2 separate regions of the Homo sapiens genome follow, and region 1 is linked to region 2. Evidence: chromatin loops called from intact Hi-C (ENCODE). Cell type or tissue: IMR-90. All regions are shown on one strand.

The links. Peaks named below come from ENCODE experiments on the same cell type or tissue, not always from the same donor. Only the 100,000 strongest peaks of a DNase experiment are listed, where the experiment ranks them.
Region 1: a loop joins it to region 2, with 7 times the contacts of the local background. A loop is called at or near these places in 2 of 110 quality-filtered maps.

The regions. Positions count from the first base shown.
Region 1 is chr2:222,054,580-222,059,579 of GRCh38, forward strand. No RefSeq gene overlaps it. Among named protein-coding and RNA genes, the nearest start is that of CCDC140, 240 kb to the right of the region's middle. In IMR-90, a CTCF peak has its summit at 2,849 (motif pointing right); no DNase peak of the experiment used is centred here; H3K27me3 peaks cover 481 bases.
Region 2 is chr2:222,901,814-222,906,813 of GRCh38, forward strand. The region is part of intron 3 of ACSL3 (acyl-CoA synthetase long chain family member 3); the gene reads left to right. It also overlaps the pseudogene ATG12P2. Among named protein-coding and RNA genes, the nearest start is that of ACSL3-AS1, 15 kb to the right of the region's middle. RefSeq lists enhancers at 4,316-4,888, 4,889-5,000. In IMR-90, a CTCF peak has its summit at 2,006 (motif pointing left); DNase peaks (open chromatin) are centred at 1,998 and 2,888; H3K27ac peaks cover 2,288 bases.

The DNA of each region.
Region 1 (5,000 bases), 850 kb before region 2:
TTCTCTCCTAGAGATCTCCAGTACCTCATGAGCTATAGAATATACATGATTTCTAATTATATATAAAGCCAGAAAAATATTGAAATGTGATGATATGCTTTTGGAGGGGCATTTAAAATCTTATGAACTCCCAATTGACAAAGGAAAAATGACCCATACTTAAATTTGACTTCTTTCCTAGTGTTTTTTCTAGTCTTTTCCATGGTTTTTTTTTTTCAGGATTTTTGAATAAGACATTTCAGTCTTTGTAATAAAACCATCAACAGTATCTCAATCCAAATTTCTAACAGTTTACATTCTTAGGAATGTGTGCTTTATTAGACTCATAAACAGTAATAATCGTGATTGCTACAATTTCGTGAATGCTGGTTCTATGCTGGAAACTGTACTAGGTGCATTCTATGGTCTATTGCTAATCCTTAATCACCACCCTGTTTGGCAGATGCTATCATTCCCATATTAGAGAGTAAGATAAAGTTAAACAAGGACTAGAGCTATTTCCCTAAGGGGGAGATGAGGCATTAACCATGCCTTTTCGGTTAATTCCACAAGTAAATAATACTAGATACTCAGTGTCATCATCTCTACAGATTTATTGCCTTCCTTCTGTGGACCAACCTCTTTTCTAGATGTTCATAAACATTGGCTTATTTAATCCTTGCAAAAGTCTCAAGAGATGCCTCTAATTCTCACCAGGGTGGGGGTGAGAAAACTGAAAATCAGCGATATGCTCAGAAATGGCAAAGTTAAGAACCTAACACAGATTTTTTTATGTCAATTTCAATGCCTTTCCACTAAAATCCGATTGCATCCCAGACAAACAAAAATAAGAAAGTCATACTCACTTTTGTAATGTGGCAGGAGCAGCCTGTTTACTGCTGTGCCTTCACTGTCAAAAGCATGCCTGAACTTTTCCCAGCAGGCAGCTGAAAGTGTAGCGGAATTATCAAAGGGGTGCCATTAGCAAGAACTCTGTTCGAATCTGCTGCGATGCAATAGCTTAAGGGAGTGGGTTGTTTATCCCTTAAGGGAACTTAAGGGAGTGGGTTGTTTATCCCTTAACACTTGTTTCTCTATCAGCCAAATGGACATTCTTACCTGTCTCCTCATCATCTTTGGAAATTAAACTCCATGAGGGCAGGGACTTTGTTTATCTTGTTCACTCCTCTTTTCTCAAATGTTTAAAACATACAATACACTTAAAATATTTTTGTAGGGAAAAAGAACATGATTCACAGGTTTTGTAAAGATCAGATGAGTTCATATGTATGAATGTTCTGTTTATTCTTTCTCCCTCCCATCTGAGAGATTAACCTTCAAATTAGGTTAGCTTAGTCTTGTAAACTAGATCTGTCTACACATCTAGATATGGATCCTTCTTGACTTCTAAAAAGCCTTATCTTTTAAGTACAGTTGGAGAATGCCTAAAGCTTTGGGATTTTTAAGATTCAGTGAGTGAAAAACAATTACCAAAATACTTTAATTTGCTTTCTAGCCACTTCATCCATATGACTTTGAATCGAACACTTAAAACTATCTGAGGTTCTGAGAGTGGGGATGCTATTACACTCTTAAGGTTATTACAAATATTAGCCTAAAAGTATAAAGAATATTTTTTCTAAATGAAAAATACTTGTCAAAGCATGCTTGTTAATCAAAACTGCTGTCAGTCTAGATTACAAATTCAGATCATTTATCTTAATGATTTGGCAAGAAGTTTTTAAACTTAATAATTGCATTGACAATAATGATGAGAGCTAATACTCACTGAGAACTTCTAAGGGCTGAGTGCTCACTCCAGCACTTTACATGTGTCCATTCATTGAAACCTCACATCTCTCCTGTGAGATGGGTGTCGTACATGGGTAAGCTGAGGCACAGGCAGGCTAAGTAAAAGATACAACCAGAAAGTAGGGTTTGAAGCCAAGCAACTGGATTCAGAGACTGAGCTCTTAACTACTAAACTGTGTGTGTTTCAACTTCATGATTGAGCCATCTCTTTAGATCAGGGTTCTCTACCTTTTCGCAGATGAACTCCTTCATCAGTCTAACAAAACCTATAGGCTGCCTGTCAGAGTAATGCTCATAATGCTTTAAATAAAATACATAGGATTACGAAGAGAATAAATTACTGTGAAAATAGTTATTTAAATGTTTTTAAAACTAAATGTACAACAAGATAACATATTTGCTTCTTTATTACCTGTTAAATAACAAGAACTGGTGTGAGGGTCTGATCATTGCTGTTATTTAGTAGATGAATAGCATATGTAATGACATGAAAATGTCTCATTTCTTTTGGTGTCGAAATCTCAGGTATTGCTAACACTACCGTGGTTTGCAGCTGACGTTCTTGATTGAAGGAAATGCTAAATTTCAGATTTAGAGTAGTGAAAATAAAGATGTAAATTTTTCCCATCCAAATTTCTGGACCACTGGATTCTGTCCTGCTCTTCTTGAGCAGACCTTCAGTTCAGTAGCCTAACTTTAGAACGTGTTTATTGTTTCCAGGTAACAGAAAACTCTCACTGGCATACTTTGAAATAGATGTAGGTTTTCCTTTTGAAATATCATGGTAGTTTTAACTTGGACTTTGTTGAAACATGACAAATTAAAACATGTCAAAGGGCTTATTTTCTATATAGAGTGCAACTCTTTTCTGTTTAGGCTTAACTATCAAAACTAATTTCAACTGTTGCCACATCACTTGAAGTTCATTAATTAGTGAATATATGGAGATATAAACTCAAGCCAGCCTAATCTAAGAACTGTAATTTAGCCTGCTTGTACATTTCTGTGATACTACAGTACAGTTCTCGAAAACAATCTGTCTTTATTCTATACAACCACTAGATGGCACTAATTGTTTGCTAGTCCTCTTTCTGCCCAAAATTCTACTCCCCCCCTCCACCCTCCATTTCCCACCCCCAAATTGAGAAAGGTTTATCTGGCAACTTTATCCACAAAAACTAAGCGTTGACATATCTTTCTGAAATAAATTAAAGCATTTTTTTCATTCCGTTTTTATCTTTTAAAGACCATTACATCATTTTGTTCTTTCTTCGATTCTCCAGGGGGTTTTTCAAGTCCATTAGAACTTCAGCAATTCAAAATGTTTCGCACCAATTAGAACTAGCTTCTTCAAAACATGGTGTGCTTTTCCAGCAAATGCATGATCCATGGGAAGCCTTGCTTCCTATCTGGGATGCCGGCAACAGAAGCATTTTTAGAGCAGCAAAATTATTGTGTTACATGTCTTCCTGTCACAGCAGCTAGATACTTGTCCTCCACTGCTTCAGAGAAATCACATTTATAGGCTGGTGCATCAGTCCTGGGTCATAAATAGGACAAGGGCTGCACTCAATAAAACATTGGACCAACACACTTCTCAGTGATATGGGATTGGTGAGAAGCATTTTTAAAGGAGTAATAAAATGTAACTATGTTTTAAAACTGTCTCTTGAAATAAGCACATTCTTACATTAGCATCTGAAGTAATGTACTAGCAAGAAGCACAAAAAAAGATATATTTCCAGGAGTACTGAAGTCCTACTGTTGTATTTCTTGGTGTAAAACACATACCACTGTGTTAATTTTCATAATTTTGTATATTGCATGTAGTGTCACATACAATGAACCAATGAGTGCAAGCTACTCTATTAGTCATTTGGATCCAGACGAAGGAATCAGATTGAATGGTTGTCATTGAGGAGGTAGTATCCCCATTCTCTCTGCCTCTGATAGAAATCACCATTGGAGCTGTGAGTGACAACCCTACCTCTGAGCGTGGGAAATCTGATTGTTCATTGTAAATATTTACACCTCCATTTACCATCCAAAGCCAAACATGTGTTTAGCTTCCCCCATTCTAAAATTTCATCGCAGAATCGATCAACCTTCAAAAAGGTTTATTATATCTCCTAAAGTTATGATTGTCAAGAATACAAGACTCCTAATGACATGGATTTTTTTTCCAACAAGAACAGGAAAAAAAGCTGGGTTGGTGGGGAGCAGTAAATTCTCAAAGCTCAAGAGGCTATTGTTAATATTTGTACCACTCTATTGATTTGGGGCAGAGATGTATGGGTCCATGCAGGGGAGGGCAGCCAGAGGAAAAGAGTGGGCTGGCATCAGCCAAAACCCAAAAGAGCTTACATGAATGAAATGAGGCTAGATCACAAAAGGAGTTTGTCTTGTCTCCTGGTTTTCCTGTGGCTGTGTTTATCTGCTTACTGTTGGAGGAATATATATATCCACATGGTATTTGAAAAGCCTTGGCTTTTGTGTCTAATATTCCTAGCCAGTGTGTCAAGTCCCAGAGCACCAAAGTTCATGCAGTTCACCATTGGTTGCAGGTGGCGTCCCCAGGATTCTCTAGCATGGCTCTATGGGCTAAGAGAGAGACTCTTTCTCCAGGGCGGGGAGGGGATGAGGGTATCAATTCCAGAATGCACTTGGCACTCACTCACTGTGGTTCTTTGAAACATTCCAAGAGCAGTTTTCCACAGAGTGAAAAGAAAGTAAGAAGCCAACTCAGTCCCTGGAAATGGAGTGTTAGGGAAAAAAATAATGCTTTCCTGTTCTAATACATTTGTCTTCCTAAAAGCTTCTTTTTTGTACTTTTTTCCAAAAAATTATTATCTTTAGATCTAGATACAGGAAAAACATTTTCAAAGATACATTTGGTTAAGTGCTTTTTAAGCATTTGTTTGGAATTAAGTCTGACATTCTCTTTTTCTCAGATTGCCCTACAAATTAGCACAGAATTATTGGCTTTTACCCAGAGAAAAAGAAGTGGAAAATAATAATAATGGTATGAAAGTATGGACCAGAACTCTGAATCCTGAAAGAGTTTACTTATTTTCCAAGAGAAGGGGTAGGGTGTAGGCAATAGATTTCGTTTGTGTGTGTGTGTGTGTGTGTGTGTGTGCGTGTGTGTGTGTGTGTGTGTGTGTGTTTTATACATGCCATGTAAGAATTATTTCATATTTCGGCCGGGC
Region 2 (5,000 bases):
GCACGCCTGTAGTCTCAGCTACTCGGGAGGCTGAGGCAGGAGAATCACTTGAACCCGGAGGCGAAGGTTGTAGTGAGCCGAGATCGCGCCACTGCACTCCAGCCTGGGTGACAGAGTGAGACTCGGTCTCAAAAAAAAAAAAAAAAAAAAAGAACTCAAATATTGTTGAGGTAGCAAATATTCTATCATCTGAAACCTCAGTGGTAAACACAATACCCAAATTTAACATATTTTTGTTACTTGTTAAATACATGCGTGTAAATATATTCACTTAAGTAAACTAAGTGGACAAAATTAGATAAGTCTTTTTTCATATCCAACTTATTTAACTTGATACACTTTCCAGCTTTCAACATAATTGCAAATTTTTATAATCTTGTAAGATAATGTTATGTAATTCAACTTGTCAGTATTATTCTAGTGCTATTAGCTATATTAATTACATAAAGACATTGATGTAAGGGGACTCAAAAATTCATAGGTTTGGGTAGAAAATGAGAACTAGACAGTGATTTCATCACTATAAATTTAGTTGTTACTTAGCGTCCCCTGAGGCTAATGTATGGCAGATCCCTGTAGCCATAAATTGCATTCTGGGCTTTAAGGGATTAAAATATAATTCAAATCCTTCAATAAAATCATACCATTCACACCATTACCTTTGAAAATAAATACTTGGAATTCTAGTACATACCTTAGATCTTGTTTGTACATGCCATTCAATTTATTATAATGCTTTAAAAAAGATATTGATGCAGGATTCTTGCTCCTTAGTTCAGCTAAATCCAGGTTCTTGTCTCATGACCAGAAAAAAATTAGGCATGTGGACACATTGAAGGATGAGGAGGGCGGAATTTATTAAGCAAAAGGAAAGCTCAGCAAAGAGAGGGGTCCTGCAGGCAGGTTTCTACCTCACAAATTGAATACCAGGGCCACCACACAGGAGCTGAAGAGTGCAGACTTCTCCTCTGCATGAGGCACAAATTCCTGGTGGCTCCACCCTAGGGCATTATTCAGAAAGAATCAGTCAGGAAACGGTGGGCAAACTGGGACAGACTTTCTCCCTCTGGGTCACGGGTTTCAACCTGGACCAGCAGTCCAGTCTTTCAGCCTTCAGGTTGCTTTAGGCTTGAAGGTGAGGTTTCACCGGGGACTCTACCCTATCTGCCTAGGTATTTGTCTGCCTCCAGCCTCTATCAATATGGTACTACAAATAGAAGGAAGAAAAAAAAGTCAAATCACACCTTAGGAAATTACAGCCTAGTAGCATCAGTAAAAATGGTACTGTTAGTCATGTCATGAAATAGACGTAAAATTGAAGGTTGATTTTCTTTTTTTTTTTGAGATGAGGTCTGGCTTCGTGGCCCAGGCCGGAGTGCAGTGGCATGATCTTAACTTATCGCACTTTTCATCTCCTGGTCTCAAGTCATCCTCCCACTTGATTCCGCCTCTTGAGTAGCTGGTACTACAAGTGTGTGCCACCATACCTGGCTAACTTTTGTAGTTTTTGTAGAGACAGGGCTTCGTCATGTTTCCCAGGCTGGTCTCAAACTTCTGAGCTCAAGTGATCCATTTGTCCTGGCCTCCCAAAGTCCTGGGATTACAGTTGTGAGCCACCATGCTGGCCTGTTTTTCAATTATTGATTGCTTTCAAGTTGGAAAGTGCATTGTGAAACACTCAAAGATGTTGCTGGGATTATTTAGTTCTTTTGATACTATATAAATAAATGACAGAGTAACACCATAGTTATATGATTGGAACTCAAGAAATATTAAATGATAGGATTGAAAAGAGTTATATGAGTCATTTGTCCAGAATTTATAAAATTTTTTTCTGTATCCCAATGGAATAAATTTAAACTATGTATATTCTCTGAAATAGTCTTCCAGTTTGCCCAACATGCTTGCTCTCCTGACTAGATATTAGCTAAAAATTAACAAAACAGTCTTTTCTCCTGTTACTGTGTGGTAAAGATGTAAAACCCTTTTTGCCAGCAGGGCTGCCCTCTACTGGACTATTTAAGGTATTCAGTGAGCAGGTCAATATGACTATTTTACAAGAAGGTAACACAGTGGGTATAAATGTAAACATCCCATATCCCAAACAAACTGAAGTTCCCTGAATAGTTAAAAAAAAAAAGCCCTTTAATAAACTTTTACCATTAAAACAATTATGGTCGGCTGGGCGCGGTGGCTCACGCCTGTAATCCCAGTACTTTGGGAGGCCGAGGCGGGCGGATCACCTGAGGTCAGGAGTTCGAGACCAGCCTCAACATGGAGAAACCCCGTCTCTACTAAAAATACAAAATTAGCCGGGCGTGATGGTGCATGCCTGTAATCCCAGCTACTCGGGAGTCTGAGGCAGGAGAATTGCTTGAACCTGGGAGGCGGAGGTTGCAGTGAGCCGAGATCGCACCATTGCACTCCAGCCTGGGCAACAAGAGCGAAACTCCATCTCAAAAAACAAAACAAAACAAAACAAAAAACAATTATGGTCATTTTGAGAACTGGTAGTGAAGTTTATATGGTCTTAGTCTCCATTTCAACCTTGGAGGCAGATCTGTGGCAATGAGAATAGTAATGTATAGGAACGGTGGGTCTGCTCTGATGTCAGTCTTTTATGATGATTTGTATATTAATACAAATCACGTTTTTGTGAGTCCATTCATGCTGTGGATGTTTTCTTAGGCATTAGCATAGGTCATAGTGGACACATACTGAATAGGTCATATCTGTTAAGGCTCTTGCTACAAAGCATCAAAACTTTTCAGAACTATTTCCTCTGTGAAAATTCATTTTAAGTAGCAAGTTGTTTTTTTCTGTGGTTCATTCCCATGCCTGAGATTTGCAGTAATGTAGAACTAGTTTACCATCACTGCTGAAACACTCATAGAAGGTTCCAAATTCCTGGTCCAGGGAAAGAGCAAAAGCCTGACTCACATAAATAAACAACTGAGGTTGCAAGTTTAAGGAACTTTTTTGATGAAGTCAAGGAGTCTTTGGATGGTTCGAGTTCACTCTACTGCCTGCTTCTTTGTTTTCATAATAGGAACATGTCCCACAGCCTTTAGTAGGATGTCAGAATTTTCTTGATGTTGCCAGCAGGATCCTGTGTCCCAGGAAACTACAGTGGAATAAGGGGGGTCTGAGGTGCTTGCTTTGGGGAGACCTCTAGAGTAAGTCCTTTGCTGCCAGCAGCAGTTAAGGGAGGTAGCTGTGACATTGTCTTCAGCTTCTGCCATCTTGTTAGGTCCCAGGTGAGATTTTGAAAAGGATTGTTCAGGGGTGGTAAGAGCTCAAACAGGCCTGCCTCAGCCTCATGATAAGCCACTGCATCTGGCTAATTTTTTTATATATGTTTTTTGAGACAGGGTCTTGCTTTGTTGCCCAAGCTGGAGTGCAGTGGCAGGATCACAGCTCATTGCAGCCTCGATCTCCCTAGGCTGAGGTGATCCTCCCATCTCAGTCTCCCGAGTAGCAGGGACTACAAGTGTGCACCACCACACCCTGCTAATTTTTCTCTTTTTTGTAGAGATGAGGTTTTACTATATTGCCCCGGCTGGTCTTGAACTGCTGGGCTCAAGCAATCCGCCTGCCTTGGCCTCCCAAAGTGCTGGGATTACAGGCATGAGCCACCATGTCTGGCCATGATATTATTTTTAATTCAAAAACAAACATGCAAAATTAAATTTTAGTGAGAGAACTTAGTTGGATAACATCTTTCTTCTGGGTTATTAGGGTATGTTTATTCTTTGCAACTCTGATGTTCTAGGTGTAGCAAGACCGTTTGTTTTCATTTTGCCATTTTCCTGTACAGAAAGCTTTAATGTCTCCCCATGACCTTTATGGCAAAAACCAAATTCCCTCGACCAGTCTTTGGATTACTACACAATACATTGTCAAAGAAAATAGCCTGGAATGGTGAACAGAGCCTGAGGCTCAGTTGGGAGTCCTGACTTCTCATCAGCTGTGCATGAGCAAATTTGGAGGTGTTCCTTAACTTGTAAAATCGATTTGGATTTTTGGTATTTTAAGCATGATTTCCTTTAGTTCTTTTTTTTTTTTTCCAGAGTGCTAGAATTCAGTCTTTTAGTTCTTTGAACATATTTATAATAGCTGCTTTGCTGTCTTGTCTACTAAGTCTGACATCTGGGCCTTCAAGGACAATTTCTGCTGCCTGCTTTTCCCTTCTTTCTGTGTGTCATACTTTTCTGTTTATTTGCATGCCTCATGATTTTGTGTTGTAAACTGGGCATTTTAGATAGTATTTTGTAGCAACTCGGAATACTGATTTTCCCTCCCCTCTTCCAGGGCTGCTGCTTGTTGTGTTGTTTCCTTATTTGTTAACTGACTTGGCTGAGCTATTACACTGAGGTTTGTTTATTCTGCACAGTGTACCCTCAGATGTTTCTCCTCAAGAGGGTACACTTGGGCACGCACATAGTCACCCTGGACTGCCCTTCTTGAGAGATGATAGCCGATTTTCAGCAGGGCTTTCTTTAACTCTCAGATCTCCTTGTTAAGCTTCTGCTTTCATTGGTATCACCACCCAGCAACTATTCTTCACTAATTGCTAACTGATTGCTTTATTGTTTTGGACAAAGCTTTGGGCCATAAATTTCCCCACTTGTGATCCAGTTAAATTAAGATGCCCTTTGTATAGGGGTTGTGTTTGATGGCAGTCTTTGAGGCTTGTCATGTCAAAAAGGAGGATTCTTAGGTATCTCTTTCCCTGGTTCTCTGTGAAACTTCTACAGTAGTTGGTTAGTCTTTCACTTGCTGCTGTCACAGAACTACCAGCCTCATTTTTTTTTTTTTTTTAGATGGAATCTTGCTCTGTTGCTGGGCTGGAGTGCAGTGGCGCTATCTCTGCTCACTGCAATCTCCGCCTCCCAGGTTCAAGCGATTCTCCTGCCTCAGCCTCCCGAGTAGCTGGGACTACAGGCGTGTACCATCACGCCCAGCTAATTTTTGTATTTTTAGTAGAGACGGGGTTTCAC